Linked DNA regions of Homo sapiens: all the other regions are linked to region 2. Evidence: read pairs that join two places in POLR2A ChIA-PET (ENCODE). Cell type or tissue: Caco-2. All regions are shown on one strand.

Region 1 (2,500 bases), 61 kb before region 2:
TTGAAGACCAGCCTGAGCAAACACAGTAAGACCCTGTCTCTATTAAAAAATTAAAATTAGCCAGGTGTGGTGGTGTACTCCTATAATCCCAGCTACACGGAAGGCTGAGGTCAGAGGATGGCTTGAGCCTAGGAGTTGGAGGCTGTAGTGAGCTGTGATTGGGTCACTGCACTCCAGGCAGGGTGCCAGAACCCATTCTGTCTTGGGGGGAGGGGAGGAAAATTGTAATAATTGTACCTGCCTAATAGGTTATAGAGAGCATTAAAGGCAGAGACATATGAAAGAAGTTATCCAGCCGGGCTTGGTGGCTCACACCTGTAACCCCAGTACTTTGGGAGGCCGAGCCGGGTGGATCACGAGGTCAGGAGATCAAGACCATCCTGGCTAAACCTGTCTCTACTAAAAAATACAAAAAATTAGCCGGGCATGTTGGCACACGCCTGTAATCCCAGCTACTTGGGAGGCTGAGGCAGGAGAGTCACTTGAGCTGGGAGGTGGAGGTTGCAGTGAGCCAAGAAGATCTCGCCATTGCACTCCAGCCTGGGCGACAGAGAAGACTCTGTCTCAAAATAAATAAATAAATAAAAATTAAGAAAAAACAAGGCCAGGCACGTGGTGGCTCACACCTGTAATCCCAGCACTGTGAGAGGCCTAGGCGGGCAGATCACCTGAGGGCGGGACTTCGAGACCAGCCTGACCAACATGGAGAAACCCCCGTCTCTACGAAAAATACAAAATTAGCCGGGCGTGGTGGCACATGCCTGTAATCCCAGCTACCCAGGAGGCTAAGGCAGGAGAAGTACTTGAACCCGGGAGGCAGAGGTTGCGGTGAGCCGAGATCGCGCCACTGCACTCTCCAGCCTGGGCAACAAGATTGAAACTCCGTCTCAAAAATAAATAAATAAATAGGAATTTATCCAATGCATGGCACAAAATCATTTGCTTTTTGTGTGCTTTGGCTTCTCAACTCCTCACTACTTGGCCACCCTTACATAGATGCGTTCTAGTTTGCCCCATGTATCTCTAAAAATGGGGTTCTATAGCCGCAAGTGGTGGCATGCACCTGTAGTCCCAGCTACTTGGGAGGCTGAGATGGAACGTAGAGGCTGCAGTGAGCCGAGATCGTGCCACTGCAGTCCAGCTTGGGCAAAAAGAGTGAAACTCCATCTCAAAAAAAAAAAATTGTCAAGAGAGAACCCAATAGGAAGCCTTGTGACAAATGTGAAACATTTCTTTATAAGTTGAAATCAATCACTCTCTGGGTCAGTTATTTCAAATAGCTATAAATAAATTGTTAGGAACATCCAGCTAGATTTTAAAAAGTGATTCTCGGAGCCCTCGCGCCCACCACGCCACCATAAAAAAATAAATAAATAAACAACAACAAAAGAGAAAAAGAAATAAATTGTACAGGCTTGTGAGCTAATTCACCTTTCACCGTCTTACTCCACAGAATAACTAAAGATGAAACCCCCTTCCCTTAGCAATCTCCATTCCTCCCCCATCCCTGGAGGGGGTGGGAGGAGAAAAAGAATCACCAAAGATTTTTTTCTTATGCCTCTGGCATCCCCCCAGGCTACCAATTTAATAGCACTGTTTCTTTTTTAAGTGCTTGTCTTAGTTTAGCCCAACTCATTTGTATTGAAATAACATTGGTCTCAAGTGGTTATTACTTTTCTTCTTACAAATCACTTGTTTAATAATCTATTCTAGTATCTTAATAGAGGTAGATTCAAGCAATAGTGAGAAGCTTCCAAAATCCTGGTCTCTTTCTAACAATGTCACTGAGTTGCTATGTGACCTAGGGAAGGTCACTCTTTTAACCTAGACATTTCCTTTAAAACAATGAGAAAATTTGATCTACCACTTATTAAGCTCACTGTGCCAACTACCTTTATTTGATTTTTGCCACGATCTATGCAGTAAATATTCTCCCTGTTTTACAGATGAGAATACCGAGGCTTAGATACATTTAAAACCTTACCTAAAGTCACTCATTATAAGTGGTGGAGCTGCTAGATATATAGACTCACAGTGGCAAATTTTTACAAACTCCTTATGCTGCGATTGACTTTAGGACACTCTATGGCCATTAACTGTAATCTTATACCAAATGGTACAGCCTTAAAAAATAGACTTGCTTTTTTAGAATTAAAAAAAAAAAATAGATTTGCTTGAGGATCTAAGTGCTCACTACTCAACTAAAAGACAGCAATTCCCAAAGTGTTTTTGAAGGAACACTAGTTCCGCCAATAGCCTCAGGATAAAACAGCTGTACTGTCAAATGTTTGACATACATTTCATACTACTGTGATTCTTTTGGAGATTTAAAGGGCTCTGCAAAGCACTTTAGAAAAGAAACTTGTTTAACATTCTTGAGTCACAGAGCTTGAGTTTCCTGAAGCACGTTTAACATATAAGCTGTTACAAGGTGGTAAAGTTTTTTGTTTTGTTTTTTTTTTTCTTTTTACTCATTAGGACTTCAAGAATGTTTATCCAG
Region 2 (2,500 bases):
TTTTTTTTTTTTTTTTTTTTTGAGACAGAGTCTCGCTGTCACCAAGGCTGGAGTACAGTGGCACAATCTTGGCTCACTGGAGGCTCTGCCCCCCGGGGTTCACGCCATTCTCCTGCCTCAGCCTCCCGCGTAGCTGGGACTACAGGGGCCCGCCACCTCGCCCGGCTAATTTTTTGTATTTTTAATAGAGACAGGGTTTCACCGTGTTAGCCAGGGTGGTCTCCATCTCCTGACCTCATGATCCGCCTGCCTTGGCCTCCCAAAGTGCTGGGATTACAGGCGTGAGCCACCGTGCCCGGCCAAAGCAACTACTTCATCTCCCCGTCGGGGAATCAGAATCCTGGAGCTTAAATGAGAAATTCCTAGATGCTCCATTCCTGATGTTCTTCTGTAAAATGAAGTTGGCCTTAAGTGCTTTAATTGCTTTTGGCTGATATCAGAGGTTTTCACTGGGTTATGTTTCTTTAAGGCAAGGACCATGCGTGGAGGGCCTTGAGCCCTGAGCACCTAAGCTTAGCACCTTAGAACGTGGCAGATGGGTGCTTATTAGATTTTTGTTGAAAAAATGCCTTCCAATTTTTTCATGTTTGATTTCATGGCTGTGCTGTAATTGCTCCCATGTTCTTAAACCCCTCTCATCCTCTTCATTCAGACAAACACAACCTGCTTTTCTGATGCTTACGCTTGGATGGGGTCCTTTCTCCAGCCTGTGGAGGCCTCTTTGTGTCACCAAATCATATTGTATATATATTTTTTATTTTTTAATTTTTATATATTTTTTGAGACAGAGTTTCACTCATCACCCAGGTTGGAGTACAGTGGCATGATCTCAGCTCACTGGAACCTCTGCCTCCAGGTTCAAGTGATTCTCCTGCCTTAGCCTCCCATGTAGCTGGGATTACAGGCATGCACCACCACACTTGGCTAATTTTTTGTTGTTGTTGTTGTTTTTCTTTTTGAGATGGAGTCTCACTCAGTCGCCCAGGCTGGAGTGCAGTGGTGTGATCTCAGCTCACTGCAACCTCTGCCTCCCGGGTTCAACAATTCTCCTGTCTCAGCCTCCCTAGTAGCTGGGACTACAGAAGCCTGCCACAACTCCCAGCTAACTTTTGTATTTTTAGTAGAGACAGGGTTTCACCATACTGGTCAGGCTGGTCTCAAACTCCTGACCTTAGGTGATCCATCTGCCTCAGCCTCCCAAAGTGCTGGGATTACAGGGGTGAGCCACCACACCTGGCCATATTGTATATTCTTTAAAACAACAACAAAAAAGCTCATTAGATTTTTCCCAGCTGAGTTCAACTCTTTGCCGTCTCCTATTTGTTTCTGACCACTCTACCAAAACCCACTTTAATCTAATAGCCAAGTGTTAAAGCTCCTCAGTTACTCAAAATCTACTTACTGGCAGATTGCAGGAGCCTTGGAGGAGGTAAGGTCTTGGCATTTTTTTAGTGAGTCTTGCCCTAGGTCCCTGGTTTCTAAATCTGGCCAGGTGTCATCATTGGAGGAACTAGTTAAACATCTGCATTCCTGGCACCATTCCAGCCTCGGTGACTCAGAATTTGGGGTGTGCTGCCCCCAGCCTCCAAAGAGTACAGCAGGAGCCTCAGGAATTTGAATTTTAACAAGTGTTCCAGGCAATTCTGATACCTGGGCAGATAGTCCAAACATTTAGTGTAAATTCCTTCCAGGGTCGGCAAAGGGACAAGGGAGAAGGATGAGTTCAAATTTTGGCAGAGATTGGGAGTGAGTCTGACTATCCGTCCATGTTGTCTATGTATTTTTACTCTTCTCTTTAGAGCCTACATTTTCCTCCCTGCCTTCCACGGTTGACTTGTAGACTGACTCTAAAGGACAAGGACTTGCTACTTCATTGGTATCAGAAGCAGGAATTTCTATGAAAATGAATAGACCTGAATTCTTTTATCTTACAATCCTGGAATTGTTAGGAATCTTAAAGGTCACTTAGTGATCTTATTTAGTGGGACACCTTAGATATCCAAAGGACAAGCAATGACATCAAGATTAGCAACTCACATAATTGTGGTGAGCCACCCAGGGCAGGCCTTCCCTGAGGCTTCCAGCCTGAAGTCTCCAGCACTGCGAGCGGAGAGATCAGAAAGTCAGGAGTAGGCCTACGCTGGGAGAGAAGCAGGGGGCTGCGCACAGGAAAATGAAGGGAGATCAGATGGTATATGGAGAGCAAAGAGGGAGTGGAAGAGGAATGTGGGTGAGAACAATCTTCCAGTGCACTCAAACACAAAGGAATTCACTTACTTACTCCCCAAACACCTGCGAATTATCTCCTTAGAACCTGATCTGATGCTAACCACAGGTCTTGCCCTCAAGGAGCTCTCAATCTAGTGGGATAGACAAATACCCATGACAATAGAGAGTGATAAGTCTAACAATAGAGGCAGACTCCAGGAGTAAGGTAAGAATATGTGCAAACACACCAGCCCCAAGGGTTTGTGGAGCCCTTAGAATTTATTTACAGTAT
Region 3 (2,500 bases), 110 kb before region 2:
AAAATTTTTTAAAATAAATAATTAGCTAGATGTGGTGGCTCGTGCCTATAGTCCCAGCTTCATGGGAGGCTGAGGTGGGAGGACCACTTGACCCCGGGACTTCAAGGCTGTAGTGAGCTGTGCTTGCACCACTGCACTCCAGCCTGGGCAAGAGTGAGACCCTATCTCAAAAACAAAACAAAAAAGAAGGAAAAAAAAATTTTGATGAAAAAGTTAAGACCAGAAACTAGACAGCAGCCAGATGACTACTGTTAATAGAAGGGAAAGCAATTGCACTTGGTCACAAAGCCAGGCATCAAGAAAACATGAATGTCAGAAAGCAGAGTGGGGAAAGTAGTGAGAAGTCCAGGGTAATCAGTAATGAGATGCACAAAAGGGTCTGAGCAAACCAATCAGAATAGAATTAAGGTTCCCACACTCCTGTTTTAAGTCAACAATAGCAGTAGATTTTAATTCAGGAACCTACTTCAGTGTGTTAATAATAGCTTCTTATCTGGATCACTGTTGAGAATTACCCTAAGATCATATCCATGATTGTGAAAGAATGTTTCAGGTGATTAGTTATGTCCCGGAGGCTGTAACAGCCCAATTGTCTCTCATTTGCTATCATTCGTATAAAAGCATGAGCTCTCACTAAGCCTTCAGTCATAGATAGGGTATAGCTCCAAAAATGTTTCTGTCATCTTTTTTTTTTTTTTTTTTTTTTTTTGAGACAGAGTCTCGCTCTGTCGCCCAGGCCGGACTGCGGACTGCAGTGGCGCAATCTCGGCTCACTGCAAGCTCCGCTTCCCGGGTTCACGCCATTCTCCTGCCTCAGCCTCCCGAGTAGCTGGGACTACAGGCGCCCGCCACCGCGCCCGGCTAATTTTTTTGTATTTTTAGTAGAGACAGGGTTTCACCTTGTTAGCCAGGATGGTCTCGATCTCCTGACCTCCTGATCCACCTGCCTCGGCCTCCCAAAGTGCTGGGATTACAGGCGTGAGCCACCGCGCCCGGCCTCTGTCATCTTAAATGTATTAGAATAAGAAGTAGATAAACCTGCTCTGCTCTAGTCAGTACTTCTTTCTTTATTCTGTTCTAGGCCCAAAAATTTTCAATGTAAGGAAAACAGGATGATGAAAGAATTCTTTTCAGTCATAAGAGAGATGAATGAAACTGGGGATGTTTAGAGAAGATAAGACTTAGTGAAAGATAAGAAATTCAAAGTAGGCACGTAAAACAGGCAGTAAGAGATTTGTTACACATGTCTCCAAAGTCCAGAATTAAACCAAAGGCTAGATGCTATGAGGAGACACATCCTGTTTTGTTGTTCTACTTTTTTTTTTTTTTCTTTTTGAAACGGGAGTGTTTTGGTTTTATAGTTGAGTAAGGAAAACCTAGATTAATACCTAATGTGTCTTCATTTTTAAAGCCTGGGCTAGGTGGCCATATAGTCAGAGGGGATTTCTTAATTGTATAGAGAGACTGGGCTAAATAACTTGAAGATCTCTTCCAAACCTGAAATTGTGTGTATCACAGACATTGATGGAAGGCATCTGCATTATTGTATAATGATAGCTTTGACCCCAGAAAGGCCTTACTTAATTTGAATGCTGTTTCACTTCTTAGTAGCTAAATGAACATGGTTAATTTTCTTGAGCCTTCTTTTTATTTATTTATTTTTATTTAGAATTTTTTTATTTTCCTTTGTTGTTTTTTTTTTTGAGAAGGGGTCTTGCTATGTTGCCCAGGCTGGTCTCAAACTCCTGGACTCAAGCAATCCACCTGCCTTGGCCTCCCAAAGTGCTGGGATTATAAGCATGAGCCACCATGCCTGGCCTTCTTGAGTTTTTTTTATTTTTTGTAATTTATTTATTTATTTATTTATTTTTTTTTTTTTTTTTTTTTTTGAGGCAGAGTCTCGCTCTGTCGCCAGACTGGAGTGCAGTGGTGTGATCTCGGCTCACTGCAACCTCCGCCCCCCGGGTTTATGTGATTCTCCTGCCTCAGCCTCCCAAGTAACTGGGACTACAGGCGCATGCCACCAGGCCCGGCTAATTTTTGTATTTTTAGTAGAGACGGGGTTTCACCATGCTGGCCAGGATGGTCTCAATCTCTTGACCTCGTGATCCACCCGCCTCTGCCTCCTAAAATGCTGAGATTACAGGCATGAGCCACCGCACCTGGCCCTTCTTGAGTCTTTGAAGCCTCAGTTTCTTCTCTTCAAAATTAAAGTAATATCTACTTCTTGGTATTTGAGTGTGAATTAAATTATTATGTAAGATACTCAGCACAAAGCCTGGTACATTGTAGATACTCAGTGAACATTCACTTCTGTCCCCTCTCTTCCTCCCTCCAGACCTAAAATTTGTATATACTTCTTTTGAGGCAAAGAGACAATCCCAGGGTGATGTTACCCTACAAGTGGAAGCAAGTATCTAGATAGGGAGATCGAGGGGCTGTAGATAACAGCAGTTTGCAGTTGCAGATATTAATACTATTCTACAATTTGCAGTACAAA

The links. ChIA-PET counts read pairs that join two places held together with the same protein. Peaks named below come from ENCODE experiments on the same cell type or tissue, not always from the same donor. Only the 100,000 strongest peaks of a DNase experiment are listed, where the experiment ranks them.
Region 1: POLR2A ChIA-PET joins it to region 2 with 5 read pairs; 3 of 35 experiments call an interaction of 5 or more read pairs at or near these places.
Region 3: POLR2A ChIA-PET joins it to region 2 with 6 read pairs; 4 of 35 experiments call an interaction of 5 or more read pairs at or near these places.

Annotation. Positions count from the first base shown.
Region 1 is chr13:73,033,551-73,036,050 of GRCh38, forward strand. No RefSeq gene overlaps it. Among named protein-coding and RNA genes, the nearest start is that of KLF5, 24 kb to the right of the region's middle. In Caco-2, no CTCF peak of the experiment used is centred here; no DNase peak of the experiment used is centred here.
Region 2 is chr13:73,094,842-73,097,341 of GRCh38, forward strand. No RefSeq gene overlaps it. Among named protein-coding and RNA genes, the nearest start is that of KLF5, 37 kb to the left of the region's middle. In Caco-2, no CTCF peak of the experiment used is centred here; a DNase peak (open chromatin) is centred at 1,540.
Region 3 is chr13:72,985,993-72,988,492 of GRCh38, forward strand. All of the region lies in intron 16 of PIBF1 (progesterone immunomodulatory binding factor 1), which reads left to right. Among named protein-coding and RNA genes, the nearest start is that of KLF5, 72 kb to the right of the region's middle. In Caco-2, no CTCF peak of the experiment used is centred here; a DNase peak (open chromatin) is centred at 999.